Linked DNA regions of Homo sapiens: region 1 is linked to region 2. A link is an interaction called in ENCODE POLR2A ChIA-PET data of the cell type or tissue named here. Cell type or tissue: Caco-2. All regions are shown on one strand.

Region 1 (4,000 bases), 96 kb before region 2:
TTGTAGTTCCAGCTACTGGGTAGGCTGAGGTGGAAGGATCACTGGAGCCCAGGAGTTCAAGGTTAACCCTGATCCCTGATCATGCCACCACATTCCAGCCTGGATACATTCCAGCCTGGGTGACAGAGTGAGATCCTGTCTCAAAAAATAGAAACAAACAAACAAAACAAAAAAACCTTCAACCCAATACTAAGTGTGGCTAAACACAAGTTAATATTTTTTATCCCTATTCTATGGTTCAGAAAGTATCTAAAGATTTCATCATGACCCTGATCCAACGTAAAATTAAGTTTCTCAGTTTCTTCAGATTTCTCCATGTTTTCATTCGAAGGTAACTGATCTTGGTTTGAGTAACAACATAGCAAAATAAAACAAGAAATGACATTAGGTTCAAGATTCCCAGGTTCACTAACACTAATTTAGCTAGTGATGCATCTTTGGGTGTGTCACAAACTCACTGATCTTTCTTCATCTATAAATAAAGCAGCTGGACTAAATAACCTCAACTATTATTCTTCGCTGGTGTCATATTTCTTTTATTCTAAAAATGTTAAATTCTTTGGTTTTTTGTGTGTTTGCCTTGGTTTTTTTTTTTTTTTTGAGACGAAGTTTCGCTCTTGTTGCCCAGGCTGGAGTGCAATGGCATGATCTCAGCTCACCACAACCTCCGTCTCCTGGGTTCAAGCGATTCTCTTGCCTCAGCCTCCCAGTAGCTGGGATTACAGGCATGCACCACTACGCCCGGCTAATTTTGTATATTTAGTAGAGGCGGGGTTTCTCCATGTTGGTCAGGCGGGTCTCGAACTCCTGACTGCAGGTGATCCGCCCACCTTGGCCTCCCAAAATGCTGGGATTACAGGTGTGAGCCACCATGCCTGGCCGGCTTGGTTCTTTTAAGAGAAAAAAATGACAACAATTAATATTCTAGCTCCTCTAAATTAAATAAATATGTTTCCAAAATAGTGTAGAGGAAGGAAGAACTAGGACAGAATATGAACCTTTAAGCACTATAATAATTAGTAAAAAGGTCAGTTACACAAGCATTTTCCCAAAGTTTGTCAAAAGAAAGTTGTAAAAGAGCACATAAATGAGTTTAAAAGGCATAAAATTTGAAGTGACCAAAGGAAAAATTCACTCCAAAAATTGAAACACAGCATCACATTTCTTCACAAATGAGGTGACTCAAGAGAAGTGGTAGCTACTGTGGGTTTTTAAAGGTGATTCATTCATTTACTCAACAAATATTTATTGATCACTTATTATGTGCTTTCTCCACCACCCCTAGCAGAATCACTCTGTAATGATACATTGAATATTCTATAAAAGTTAACAGTAGAAGACACTGAGTTGCCTGCCGATTATCTATTCTCCTCTTCCTTTTTACAAACAGAACTTATTTTGTTCAGGAAGGCACTTGCCTCCTCAAACACCTTAAAGCTGTGAGTCATGTGATCCAGTTATGACCAATGACATGTATGAGGAAGTCGTGGGTGAGAAGGGAGTCAGCTGACTGGTGCCTTTTGCCCTTTTCCCTTCTTTGGGTCCAGATTCTATACACAATACCTGGAGAAGGAGCTGTGGTCCCAGCTACGTGGGAGGATTGCTTGAGCCCAGGAAGTCAAGGCTGTAGTGAGCTATGACTCACTACATTCTTGTTGGTGCGACAAAGCAAGACCCTGTCTCAAAAAAAAACCAAAAAAACAAAAAAACCCAACAAACCAACAAAAAAACCCACCACACAAATAAAATGTTGGATATACAAGTGTTTTATACTATTTTTTATTTGAACTATTTCATTAAAAATTAAGACTCTCAGCCAGGTGCAGTGGCTTACGCCTGTAATCCCAGCACTTTGGGAGGCTAAGGTGGGCAGATCACAAAGGTCAACACGGTGAAACCCTGTCTCTACTAAAGATACAAAATTAGCAGGGTGGGGTGGTGTGAGCCTGTAGTCCCAGCTACTCGAGAGGCTGAGGCAGGAAAATGGCTTGAACCCGGGAGGCAGAGGCTGCAGTGAGCTGAGATTGCCCCACTGCACTCCAGCCTGGCGACAGAGTGAGACTCTGTCTCCAAAAAAAAAAAAAAAAAAAATTAAGACTCTCAAAGAGTCAGACAAACCTTAACGCTCTTGTGTCACCTCCACCTTGGCCAGCTGTGGGACCTTTAGAAAATTACTTGAAACTTTCTAAGTCTCTTTAGACTCTAAGCTCTTTAAAACTGAAACATAAATATCTATACCTCAAGGAGGAGCTGTGAGGATTTTTTTTTCTTTTTATCTTAGGGGACTTTTTGAAAATGGAGCATGCAAAGTACTTTTACACAGTACTTGGGAGCTATTATTAATTATTTGGCCCCATCTTTTTACCAGAAACTTCAGCCACATCGGAAAATTCAGTTTCCCAAAGCTGCCATCACTTTTTTGTTTTACTCTGTTAACTCTGCCTAGTAAGCAATTGCTATTTTGTACCTTTTAAGATTCCTCACTTTCCTAATTTTTTTTTTTTAACTTTTACTTTAGGTTCAAGGGTACGTACGCAGGTTTGTTATACAGGTAAATTGCGTATCATGAGGGTTTGACATACAGATTATTTTGTCATCCAGGCAATAATAAACATAGTATCTGATATGTAGTTTTTTGATCCTGACCCTCCTCCCACCCTCCACCCACTTTCCTAATTTGTAAAACAACTAAAATAACAGGCACAATCTCCTGGGTTGCCAATGATTGCATACAATACTACATATAAGGCCTTCAGAAGAGTAATACCAGGCAAGCACTCAATGTTTGCCAATATTATTATATTATAGGCAAGATCTTACCTTCCTCAAGCCCAGTTACAATATCACTCCATTTTATAATTTTATCTGATCCTTTCCCTATAAGGAATTAACGGCTCCTTTTCTTGTGTTTGCACATTGCTTTATAGAGACTTCTATAGCAGCACTTACTGCCCAGAATTATAATTATTTATTTACAAATCTATGTATCCTACCAGTCTTATGAACTACTCTGGGGCAGAAATCATGGATTATTCACCTGCAGTAAGACACTCAAACATGTGCTGACTAAATTGAATAACTGAAACGGTAACAAAAGCTAGTCTAAATGTTGGCAAATAACATCAATACTTTTCATGAGGTAGCTTTTACTAACAGGAAGTCTTATGTAGACTGTAAAGCAATATTTAATTAAAAATTCTATGAAGCATATTTCACCAACCTACAAAGTGAGATTTGGGCAAGGACATGATACATTTAACAGATGCTAAGGTATACTGCATTGAAGAAGGATTAATAAATGCATTTACTTAAAAGACCATTTAAAATATAAGCTAAAACTAAAGATCCGAAAACAAAATTAGCCATGGATGTCAACCAACAATGCAGAGGCTGAAATGTTCAAACTCCACTAGTAATCAAAGAAATTAAAATTCAAAAAGCAGTGAGATTTTTAATTTAACCAACCAGCAAAGTTTTTATTTAGTCACAATGTTCAAAGCTTCTAGATATGGCAGAAGGAATTATGCTCATACACTGGTAGTATTAGCATAAATTAGGTAAAACCATTCAATAACTATTCAATAAATATTTACTGAGTGCCTGCTTTACACTTGGAAACCTCATTAAAGAATTTTTCAAAGACAGTGAAACTATCATGTAGCATGCTAAGTGCAAAAAGTAGAAAATAAAACTCATTTTTCATGTAATCCTAATTCACATAAATAAGCCAATAAATCTGTAACCACGCCTAGAATAATGACTAGAAAGAAACAGAACACAATGTTAACAGTATTGTTGCATCTTGATAATAGGATAACAACTAATTTTTATTTTTTGCTTTACACTTTCCCAAGTTTTCTATAGTGAACATGTAATATCTTTTTAACTAGATAAGTAAGAAACCCAGTGTGTTTAATGCAGGGAGTGGAGTGACAGAATCAGATCTGCACTTCAGAAAAGGTACTCTTGGCCAGGCATGTTGGCTCACGCCTGTAATCCC
Region 2 (4,000 bases):
ACTTTAGATCAGGAATTTAAGGCCAAAGTGCCCTACGATTGCTCCCGTGAATAGCCACTGCACTCCATCCAACCTGGGTGACGTGGCAAGACCCTATTCTCTAAAAATAAATAAATAAATAAAAATAAAGTTTAGGAAAAATTTGGCTGTGGTAGGGCGTAGTGGCTCATACCTGTAATCCCAGCACTTTGGGAGGCCGATGTGGGTGGATCACTTGAGGTCAGGAGTTGGAGACCAGCCTGACCAACATGGTGAAACCCCGCCTCTACTAAAAATACAAAACTTAGCCAGGTGTATTGGCACACACCTGTAATCCCAGCTTTGCGGGAGGCTGAGGCAGGAGAATCATTTGAACCCGGGAGGCAGAGGTTGCAGTGAGCTGAGATCACACCACTGCACTGCAGCCTGGGCAACAAAACAAGAACCTGTCTCAAAAAAAAAGAAAAGAAAAAAGTATTTTCCACAAAGAAAGCCCAGTACCAGATGGCTTCACTAATTCTACCAAACATTTATAAAAGAATTAACACCAGCTGGGTGTGGCAGCACATGCCTGTCATCTCAGCACTTTGGAAGGGAGAGGATCACTTGAGGTCAAGAGTATGAGACCAGCCTGGGCAACACAGCAAGACACTATCTCTACAAAACACTCAAAATTAGCTAGGCTTGGTGGCAAACACCTGTACTCCCAGCTACACAACAGGCTGAGATGGGAAGACAGCTTGAGCCCAAGACTTCAAGGCTGAAGGGAGGTATGATTGCACCACTGCACTCCAGCTTGGGCTACAGTGAGACTCTGTCTCTTCAATTAGCTGAGTGTGATGGTGCACCCTAAGTTCTCAGGAAGCTGAGGCAAGAGGACTGCTTAAGCCCACTAGGTCAAGGTGGCAGTGAGCCATAATCGCACTATCGCACTCCAACCTGGGTAACAGAGCCAGGCCTTCTCTCTCTCTCTCAAAAAAAAAAAGAATTAATTCCAATCCTTCTCAAACTCCTCCAAAACACAGAAGAGGATAGAACACTTCCCACACTTCCCAATTCATTTTATAAGGCCAGGATTACCTTGTATATATAAGAATACATGGTTGGGGCTGGGCTCAGTGGCTTCCACCTGTAATCCCAGCACTTTGGGACACCAAGGTGGCTGGATCACCTGAGGTCAGGAGTTTTGAGACCAGCCTGGTCAACATGGTGAAACCCCAACTCTACTAAAGATACAAAAGTAGCCGGGTGTGGTGGCACATGCCTGTAGTCCCAGCTACTCGGGAGTTTGAGACAGGAGAATCACTTGAACCCAGGAGGCGGAGGCTGCAATAAGCTGAGAGCTTGCCACTGCACTCCAGCCTGGGCAAAACAGAGCAAGACTCCGTCTCAAAAAAAGAAGAAATACATATTCGATCTTTGCTCCACAGTTCCTGACACAGAGCTCCTAAAATCCTTGTAAATTCCTGAGTGATAGGGCACTAGCAGCATCTTTTGTTCTAATATGTGCTCTTTGGACCTGGTTCCTGACACAGAGCTCCTAAATTCCTTGCAATTTCCTGAGCAATGGGGTAACATGCGTGTCTACACAGAGCTCTTAAATCCCGTGGAATTTCCTGGGTGATAGAAGCCTCTTTTGTTCTAATGAGGCAACTCTTGGTGGGCTCCTGGAATCTTCAGAATGAGAACTGGTCACCAGGAAGACCAAGCCATGATTACATGCCTAGAGCCTGGAACTTTCAGCCCCATCCACTTCCTCCAGAGAGCGAAGAGAGTCTGGAGACTGGGTTAACAATCAATCATGCCTACATGATGAAACCTCCATTAAAAAAAAATCCCTAAACTGGCTGGGCATGGTAGCTCATGACTGTAATCCCAGTACTTTGGGAGGCTGAGGCAGGAGGACCGCTTGAGCCTAGGAATGCAAGAACAGCCTGGGCAACAGAGAGAGACCCCATTTCTATAAAATAATAATAATAATAATCCCTAAACTAGGATTTAGACAGCTTCTGAGTTGGTGAATGCATTCATGTGCTGGGGGACAGAAGCGCCTGCACTTGGGACTCTTCCAGATCTTGTTTACCCAGCGTACCTCTTCATCTGGCTGCTCGTTTATAACCTCCATAATAAAGCTGAAACAGAAGTAAAGTGTTTCCCTGAGTTTTGTGAGCCAATACAGTAGGTTATTGAACCTAAGAAGGAAGTTGTGAGAACCCCCAATTTGTAGTCAAGTCAGACAGAAGTGTGGGGACCCTTGGAACCCAATACTTGCAACTGATGTCTAAAGTGGGAAGGCAGTCTTGTGGGTCTGAGTCTTTAATTTGTGGGACTGTGGTAACTCTAGGTAGTAAGTGTCAGAATCAAATTAAATTTTAATACACCCACTTGGTGTGTGCAGAGAAATGGAAAATTGCTTGGTGTGGAAAAACCACAAATTTGGTGTCAGAGTATTCTGTGGATAGAAGGAACAAATTTTCATTTACTTTAATACTGAAACCATTTAATTAATTAATTTTTTTTTTGAGACAGAGTTTTACTCTTATTGCTCAGGCTGGAATGCAATGGCGCGATCTCAGCCTACTGCAATCTCCGCCTCCTGGGTTCAAGCGATTCTCCTGCCTCAGCCTCCCAAGTAGCTGGGATTACAGGCACGCACCAGCACGCCTGGCTAATTTTGTATTTTTAGTAGAGACAGGGTTTCACCATGTTGGCATGTTGGCCAGGCTGGTCTCGAACTCCTGACCTCAGGTGATCCATCCGCCTTGGCCTCCCAAAGTGCTAGGATTACAGGAGTGAGCCACCAAAACCATTTAAAAGATATCACAAGAAAAAAACTTTCAACAATGTACTAGCAAACTATGATATATAGCGCCTCTCCAGTGCCTCTCACTCCAGCCTGGGTGACAGAGTGAGGCCTCATCTCTAAAAAACAAACAAACAAAAACCTAGCAAACTGAATTCAGCAACATATGAAAGACATTATATACTATGAACAAATGGGACGGGATAGGGGCTAGCCATGCCAGAAGGACCTATTGTGAGATTAGAGGGTAGGGGCTTTATGCCACGTAGTTTCAGCCCAACCTCCAGGGACAGGATAGGAACTAGAGAGTGAGTTGTTTGTTTTGAAAGAGGGTCTCACTTTGTTCCCCAGGCTGGAGTGCAGTGGCACAACCATGGCTCACTGGAGCCTCCACCTCCTGGGCTCAAGTGATCCTCCCGCCTCAGTCCCCCAAGTAACCAGGACTACAGTTGCATGTCACCAAACCCAGCTAATTTTTTTATTTTTTGTAGAGACAGGTTTCAACATGTTGCCCAGGCTAGTCTTGAATTCCTGAGCTCAAGCGATTCACCCACCTCGGCCTCCCAAAGTGCTGGGATTACAGGCATGAGCCACTGTGCCTAGTCAAGAGTGAGTTCTATCACAAAACAAATACCCTAATAAAAACTGTTATGTTGGCTGGGCATAGTGGCTCATGCCTGTAATCCCAGCACTTTGGGAGGCCAAGGCGGGTGGATCACTTGAGGTCAGGAGTTCCAGACCAGCCTGGCCAACATGGTGAAACCCTGTCTCTACTAAAAATACAAAAATTAGCCGGGCATGGTGGTGCGCACCTGTAATCCCAGGTACACAGGAGGCTGAGGCAGGAGAATTGCTTAAACCTGAAGGCGGAGGTTGCAGTGAGCCAAGAGCACGCTACTGCACTCCAGTGTGTGCAACAGGGTGAGACTTCATCTCAAAAAAAAGCTGTTATGCATGGCCAAGTGTGGTGGCTCACACCTATAATCCTAGCGCTTTGGGAGGCCAAGGCAGGAGGATCATTTGAAGCCAGAAATTCAAGATCAGCCTGAGCAACATAGTGAGACCCCATCTCTAGAAAAATATAACTAAATTAACTGGGCATGGTAACATGTGCCTGTAGTCCCCCCTACTTGGCAGGAGGATCGCTTGAGCCCAGGAGCTCAGGGCTGCAGTGGGCCATGTTGCACCACTGTACTGCAGCCTGGGCAACAGAGCAAC

Evidence for each region. ChIA-PET counts read pairs that join two places held together with the same protein. Peaks named below come from ENCODE experiments on the same cell type or tissue, not always from the same donor. Only the 100,000 strongest peaks of a DNase experiment are listed, where the experiment ranks them.
Region 1: POLR2A ChIA-PET joins it to region 2 with 8 read pairs; 2 of 35 experiments call an interaction of 5 or more read pairs at or near these places.

Annotation. Positions count from the first base shown.
Region 1 is chr11:77,704,170-77,708,169 of GRCh38, forward strand. The region is part of intron 5 of RSF1 (remodeling and spacing factor 1); the gene reads right to left. Among named protein-coding and RNA genes, the nearest start is that of RSF1-IT1, 34 kb to the right of the region's middle. In Caco-2, no CTCF peak of the experiment used is centred here; a DNase peak (open chromatin) is centred at 1,562.
Region 2 is chr11:77,800,060-77,804,059 of GRCh38, forward strand. The region is part of intron 1 of RSF1 (remodeling and spacing factor 1); the gene reads right to left. Among named protein-coding and RNA genes, the nearest start is that of RSF1, 19 kb to the right of the region's middle. In Caco-2, no CTCF peak of the experiment used is centred here; DNase peaks (open chromatin) are centred at 775 and 1,602.